Linked DNA regions of Homo sapiens: region 1 is linked to region 2. Evidence: chromatin contacts called from ENCODE Hi-C data. All regions are on one chromosome and are shown on one strand. Each heading gives the region's core, a stretch centred on a gene start or an enhancer-like site at or near the end of the contact. The rest is flanking DNA. Distances are from core to core; before and after follow the strand shown. Region 1 holds the start of MAP1A (microtubule associated protein 1A). Region 2 holds the start of INO80 (INO80 complex ATPase subunit).

Evidence for each region. Hi-C counts contacts between places; a loop is a spot of excess contacts on that map. Pooled maps may share reads with other maps.
Region 1: a loop to region 2 is called in a pooled map of heart left ventricle, with 4 times the contacts of the local background. The contact joins the promoter of MAP1A here to the promoter of INO80 in region 2. A Hi-C loop is called at or near these places in 1 of 37 single-sample maps with no recorded cell type and 6 of 50 pooled maps.

What each region holds. Positions count from the first base shown.
Region 1 is chr15:43,515,990-43,519,707 of GRCh38, reverse strand. MAP1A (microtubule associated protein 1A) reads right to left here and starts at 2,100. Exons shown (of 6, transcript NM_002373.6): 1 at 2,008-2,100. RefSeq lists an enhancer at 982-1,625.
Region 2 is chr15:41,114,581-41,118,031 of GRCh38, reverse strand. INO80 (INO80 complex ATPase subunit) reads left to right here and starts at 1,752. Exons shown (of 36, transcript NM_017553.3): 1 at 1,752-2,059. RefSeq lists enhancers at 1-548, 1,265-1,364, 1,330-2,109, 2,175-2,254, 2,305-2,354 and 2 more and a silencer at 1,805-2,074.

The DNA of each region.
Region 1 (3,718 bases), core at 851-3,350, 2.4 Mb before region 2:
TTTCCCTTCTCCAGCCTCACATGAAACACCAAACAATTCAGCAAAGAAAGAAAGTGGCAAATGAGACAGAAGATGCTGAAGAAGAATGCTGCCATCCCCTGCACCCGCCCTTCCTTGCCAAATCCCCTTTCCAATTGCAGTACATAGTGGCATTAACCTCACAGAGCATCCAACAGATGGCAGTGGGCTGTCTGGAGGATACTGGTGGGAGGGTCCATAATTTGTCCCTTAGACCCTCTTCTGTGACCCAGCTCTCTCTTCTTTCTGGTGCTTGGACAAGAGAAGCCTGGGGCCAGGGCCTTTGTTAAGAGGCAGAGCCATGGTGCCAGGATCAGGCAGATCTGGCAGCACAGGGCTGCAGATGCAGCTGTGGGGGAAATGAACGATGGTGTCAGAAGACCAAACCCCATACAGCGTGGGTTGGGCCAAAGGGGAATTCAAGGGTTCCCTTCTATTTACTTGAGAATTGAGGGAACATTTGAGATAAATTCAGAGGACAAGAGCCACCTCAGATGTAGGCAAGGGCAGGGCTTGGGGCAGGTGAGGGATATCAAGGTTCGGGAAGCTGCCAGCCTTAAGTCGTTCAGATTTAGAAAGACAAGAGCTCCCTCCACACAAATAAGGTCATAAATTTGAGGTAGGAGGGTCAGAAAGACAAATATCTATAGCACACACTGATTTGCTTTCTATCTACCCCTCCCTGCCCCCAACCATTCCTCACGGTCCCCATTTATCACCACAAGACTTCTATGATCCCAGTTCCTGTCCTGGCATAAGGTCCTGTTCCTCACTCTATCCCTGGGAGTGGTTCTGACTTGAAATTACATGGTTTATATCCTGTGCCTCTCTTTTTCAGGCCTGGGAGAAAGCCGTTTCTTCTGCTCCCCTGGCTCTCTCACTGAAGGGAACTGACTCGTTTTTTCCTTTTTCTTTAGAGAGGACCATCTTGTGAGGCAGGGACACACAGTGCTCAGCCAGTGCTGGAGTTGCGGGGGGGGGTGGGCTGCGGTGCAGAGGCTGAGCAGGCAGGAGGGCAGGTGTCTCCGCAGTGAGGCAGAAGGGGAGGGGGACCGTTTGGGCAGCTGCAGTTTGCCGCAGTGTGTGAGTGTGCGCGCTGAGCTCCGGCTCCAGCTCCGCCCCCACCCCCCACCCCAGCATGACAAGTCATTTTCTTGGCTGCTTCTGCATGGGGGGTGGGGATGGGGGGATGCAGAGAGAGAGAAGAAACTGGCTCCTCTGTTCAAGAGCCCCCATCTTGGGAAGAGAAGCAGAGATGAGGTGGGGGTAGGGCTGAGACTGGGAACCTGTGGGGTTGACACGACTGGAAATGCAGGGCAGCCGCTGGGGAGGGAGTTCTCCGTCTCCAGAGTGGCCTCGGCAGGGCCAGAAAGGGGGGTTTAGAGTCCCATTCTAAAGCTAGCCGCAGGGAATAGGGTGGGGGAGCCCACTGCAAACCGGTTGGTCTGTAAGGAGGCGCGTGCCACGTCTTAGTGACCCTTTCCTCCCTTCTTTTCCATAGTGTCCCCCACCTTCCCTTACTTGGCAAAAACTCACTGCCCTGCTCACCCCCAGCATAGGAGCAGCTGAGCAATCCAGCAGCTGACACCCAGGGGCCCTCCTATTAGGCACATTCCCATAACATCCCCCTTTCTCTCAGATTCTTCTGCCTCTGACCAGAAACATAGCCCCCAAACTCCTCCAGCATCCTGGGCTGTCAGGCAGAGCCAGTGGCACCACCCTCTGCTGCTGTCCCAGGCTGATTTCTCCCATCCCCGCCCAGCTGGAGAGGTGGACTGTCACAGCCCCTGGTGGCCTCTGGTTCTGGGTCCAGGCTGGGCCCACAGCCAGTAACGTTCATCTTCTCTCTCCATTTCCCCATCCTGCCTACTGCCACTGGGCTAGTTCTAGATGTGCCAGATTAGGTACCAGCACCCTTTCCATGACCCCCATCCCACCTCCCTATCACAGTGTACCCCCACATGCCAAGCCCTTTGGTTCGGTTCTTACCCTGGGGTGTAGGAGGAAGCCTCTCATGGAGGCGGCAGCTCCGGCCTCAGCCGGCAGCTTCAGGGAAGAGTCTGCAGCACTTAGGGTGGGAGTGGGGCGGGCGGTGGGGGGGGGAGGGGGGTGCTTGATGAGGAGGGCGGCGCCAGGGCGGGGAAGAGGGGCTGGTCCGTGACGAGGCACTGGAGACTTAACTGTTTCTTTGCCTTCACGACGTCTGAGCTCCAGTGCTTTTGCTTGGCTCTGTGGGGCTGAGGGATTGTCTAGCAGCTCAAGGAGCCTCTGCAATGTCCTATGGCCCATAGGACCTTTCTCTCCCAACCCTGCTTAGTTAGGAAATATTCTTTTGGCATCAGCCAAAAGACCAAAGCCCCATGCTAGGGCACAGAGCGAGGCTATAGGAGGCATGGGCTGCGTGGGCTCTCCCCCTTCTCTTAGAAACCATCTGCTGCCTCTCTCCTCAGATGGATCCAGGGAGTGACCTTCAGTCCCTGGAGGAGCAGGAGACAAAGGCTGGGGGCCCAAAAGCATGGGGTAGGTGTGGGGAACTGCTTAAGACAAAGGTTGGGGATGCAGAGATGTGCTGCCTTCTTCTGAACCTCAGCACTACAGAAACCAAGGAGGGCAGAAATAAGTCTTATTTTAGGGTTAGAGGGTAGTTTGAAATTCCGGAGTGGACACATGGTCCCTAGCCTGTTGGGGTGGGGCACAGGGACCCTGAGAGCTACATGAAGTTTCATGGGAATGCAGCATAACACAGTAACCACACAGGCACTGATTCTTGGGATTCTTGAGTCATTGGATATGAAGAGACAAGTCCCTGAAGGGACAGGGAGCTTTCTGCCTTACAGTGAAGGAGTTAACAAGGACCAAGAAGGATCACCAGGGCCTCCGGCCCAAGCAAGGTTGTAGGCCAATTATTAAATGTAACAGAAGTACTCTTTAGATTAAAAAAACCCTATAATGACTTTGTAGGGTGATTGGGTTCTTGCTCTCTCCTTGTCTCTTTGCTGTTTCTATATTATATTATTTGGATCTTTCTAATGTTGATCCTGTTTCCCTTAGTCTCTACCTCCATCTCAGATTTAGTAAAGCGCTCTAGGACTCAAAGGAAGAATCTGGAGAGTGGTAGCACTTCCTTCCAACCCGAGGATGCTCATGCTCTTACATAGTCCTTCCCTGCCCTCTTCCCATCCACCCTCCCCAGTTTGGCCAGCTCCTAAGGCCTTCCTCACAATCACAGCCACCCACTCACACCCAAACACTAGCCCCACCCTTGCCCCAGGCTGCCAAGAGTTACTTTTGAAGGTCAGAGAAGCCAAAATAGTCTGTGCTCTCAGCATCCCCCATCCCCCCTTAATTGCAGCCAGAGGAGAGGAGGAGCTGAGTCACTAGTACTCTTGGGGGTTGAGGGGACAAAAGGGGAGCAATCCTTGCTTAGATCCGGGGATGCAAATCTGCGACAATGGCAACAACCCCGTTTGGGTAGAAGCGGCCATCTGCAGAGATACACAGGGAAAACCAGGCTGAGTTCTGAGCATCACAAAAGGGAAATACCCCTCTTCTGCAACTTCATCGTTCTTATTTCCTCCCACCTCAAGCCTTCTATCTCCTCCCTGCTTTCTAGGGCTTTCTGGAGTGTGTTAGGAGGGAAACTTAAGTAGACATTTAGTTTACGAACAAAATAACATTTCCCAGACCAATACAGAGCCCA
Region 2 (3,451 bases), core at 503-3,002:
CTCCTGCCTCAGACTCCCGAGTAGCTGGGATTACAGGTGCCCGCCACCACGCCCGGCTAATCTTTTTTTTTTTTTTTTTTTTTTTTTTTCAGTAGAGACGAGGTTTCACCATGTTGGCCAGGCTGGTCTCAAAATCCCGACCTCAAGTGATCCACCCGCCTCAGCCTCCCAAAGTGCCGGGATTACACGCGTGAGCTACCGCGCTTGGCTTGCAAATGTAACTTTTTTTTTTTCTTTTTGAGATGGATTTTTTTTTTTTTCTTTTTGATACGGAATTTCGCTCTTGCTGCCCAGGCTGGAGTGCAATGGTGCGATCTCGGTTCACTGTAACCTCCGCCTCCCAGGTTCAAGCGATTCTCCTGCCTCAGGCTCCCAAGTAGCTGGACTACAGGCACCCGCCACCACGCCCGGCTAATTTTTGTATTTTTAGTAGAGATGGGGTTTCACCATATTGGTCAGGCTGGTCTCGAGCTCCTGACCTCAGGTGATTCGACCACCTGACCTCCCAAAGTGCTGGGATTACAGGCGTGTGGCACTGCACCCTGACACAAATTTAACTTTTTAAAGGTCAGTTAACTCAGCACAAGAAGGCTACTTGATGACCTTAATAAAGTACTTTTTAGTTAAATGCTAAGGGCCAGGTTAAAATGGATTAAAGAATGAGACCCAAAGGAACTGAATTAACAGCATATTTAACTTTCAGTAAGTTCTAATTCTTATCTACACCTAGGCCTTACCCTAGGCAATTCTCACCACACATCCTGGTAGTTGGGTCGATTACATTTATTATGTTGTCTTTTTTGTAGAGACGGGGTCTCGCTATGTTGACCAGTCTAATGGACTGCTCTGAGACGTTTGGCCTGAGGTGATCCTTCCAGGCAGGAGGATCACTTCAGGCCAGGAGACTGGGAACCAGCCCAGTAGACTGGGCAACATAGCGAGACCCCAAGTTTAGTAAATGTGGGTGGCAGTGGACTCAAATTGTAGAATTGGCACAGGTAAAAGCAATTATTCGCTTTTCAGAGGCACACTGTGTGGATGTGAGAACAGGCTGGCATTTCCGATAACAGGTCTGCGTGTTCCCAAGTCCTTGTATCCCACAACCTTCACGTAGACATCTTATCTAACTATGCTGTCCTACCCAACCTATAGCGTTCTTGCTCCCAGAGTCTAAATGGGAGCCCCAAACTAATTACTGTATAGTAGTCGAACTACACACCAGGCACTTCCCCGACAATCTACAACCCCATCCAAAGGGGTCAGAAACTAGTAACAAAATACCAGCTGCGAGCCTCTCCTTCCCCTAAAGAGATCTTATCAACTTGGCTGCACCTTCCCACCTCTAGCCTGCGGGAACAAATATCCCAGGATCCCGGGCGGTTTCGATTGACGTTACTTCCGGGAAAAGTAACCTTGCATCGGCGGTTGCGGGCCTGGAAAGCTCTCGCGACATTTTCTCCTGCGAGATCTGCTTGCTCACTGTAGCGATGACATCCTCCTCCTCCTCCCCGCCGCCTTTCGGCAATCTTCGCCAGTCCCAGTCCCGACTAATCTGTACTCAGATGGCATGGATCAGGGTCTCCCCTCGAACCCCGGTTCGCACGGGGCGTCAGGTGGCAGCGGCGGGGTGCGAGCTGCGCGAGGCCGACGGCAGCGGCACTACGGGTGGCCACGGGCAGGCGACGAGCAGTGAGTGTGGGCGGGGTGGGGGTAAGCCACCCGTGTAGCGGCTCGATTGTTCTGGCCTGGCTATGGCGCCTCTCCTCCCCCCCGCCATGGCTCCCCGTGTCCCTGCTCCGCTCCTCTCAGTGAGTGAAAGTGGCCGCCGCCGCCGCCGGCCCAGCGCCCGCAGCCGCCTCAGCGCCGCCGCCATCTTGGGGTCCCAGGAGCCGCGGAGGGAGCGAGCTAGGAGCGTCCACGCCCAACGCAGTCACCGTCCCACGGCCTCAGAGAGCGAACCGCGGCTCCACCGTCGGCGGGGCGACCCCCCCCTCCGGACCCCGCCCGCACCCCGCCCCCCCTCCGCCGCCGTCGCGGCGGCGGGGCCAGGCGGCCCGAGGTGAGGCAACTAGACGTGGGCGGGCGAACGGAGTGGGGGTTGTGTAGGTCTTGTTGCGCCCCTCTCTGCGGGCGACAACTGGGCCGCGTCTTAAAGGGGCCGTCGCCCCCGGCCCTTGGATTTGTTGGGGTTAGTATGGAGGATGGGTGTGGACACTCCCCGCAGGGTTGGGACCTCAGGGACTAGGGCCTTGTCCTTCCCGTTTCATATCTCTGGAGACCCGGGGTCATGCGGTGACCTCAGCCACCTGAGGAAGCCCGTGGGGCGCCCACACGTGGGGAGTGTGTTAGACCAGGTGCACGTGGGACCCGGTGGGGCGGTGTCGGGCTAACACGTGTGTAGGTTTGGGGGTGGGCAGGGGCAGGGCGGAGGCTGGAAGGCCTTGAGTGGGAACCCCGTGAAGGTTGTGTATCTGTCATTTTAAACAAATGAGATCTAAGGGCTTGTTAGTGTGTCATTTTGTAAGGGGCAAGTTGAGATACGGTTGAATGGTGCACGCTGCTGGCTGGTGTTGGGTGGGGGCAGGCTGACACCTGCATAGACTTGGGAGTGTCTAGATGACACCTCTTCTGGTTTTTTAGGTTTTTACATAGCGACTAGGAAAGTGTCATCCTATTTTGACATTCCTTCTTGAGCTCGCTAATGGAAAGTACTACTTCCGTAATCTCCGAGGCTAGAAGCCCCCTACAGTTTAGGAATGACAGAACCTAGGCAGCCACTTACTATTCTAGTTAACAGCCAACTGTGCCTGGAATTCTTTGATTCACACACTGTCTCTAGTTTGATGTACTTGTTAGAAATGGGGGAAGGAATTTGGAGGTTGACCTGGCTAACGTCACAGGTTACTTTTCCAGTCAGTGACTTTCATTATTTCCTCCACAACAAAATTATTGTGGCTTTTCAGTGGCAACTTAAATTAAATAATAGCTTTATTGAAATATGATTCAAATACCAAAAAATTCCGCTTTCTAAAGCGTATAATTAAGTAATTTTCTGAAACTATATTTATTAAATTCTGTAGCCATCAACCACTATTTAATTCATCACCCTAAAAGAGAATCTCTAGAAGCCATTTAGCAGTCACTCCCCATTCCCCCTCCCTCCAGTCTTAGGTAACTATTAATATATTTTTTGCCTAAATTTACCTAAAAAAGAAACATATGTATCTTTCTTTGCCTAGTTTGTTTCACTTAACATGGTGTTTTCAAGGTTCATCCGTGTTGTAGCAGGTATCAGTACTTAATTCCTTTTTTTTTTTTTTTTTGAGACTGAGTCTCGCTCTGTCGTCCAGGCTGGAGTGCAGTGGCGGGGTCCCGACTCACTGCGACCTCCGCCTCCCAGGTTCAAGCACTTCTCGTGCCTCAGCCTCCCCAGTAGCTGGGATTACAGGCG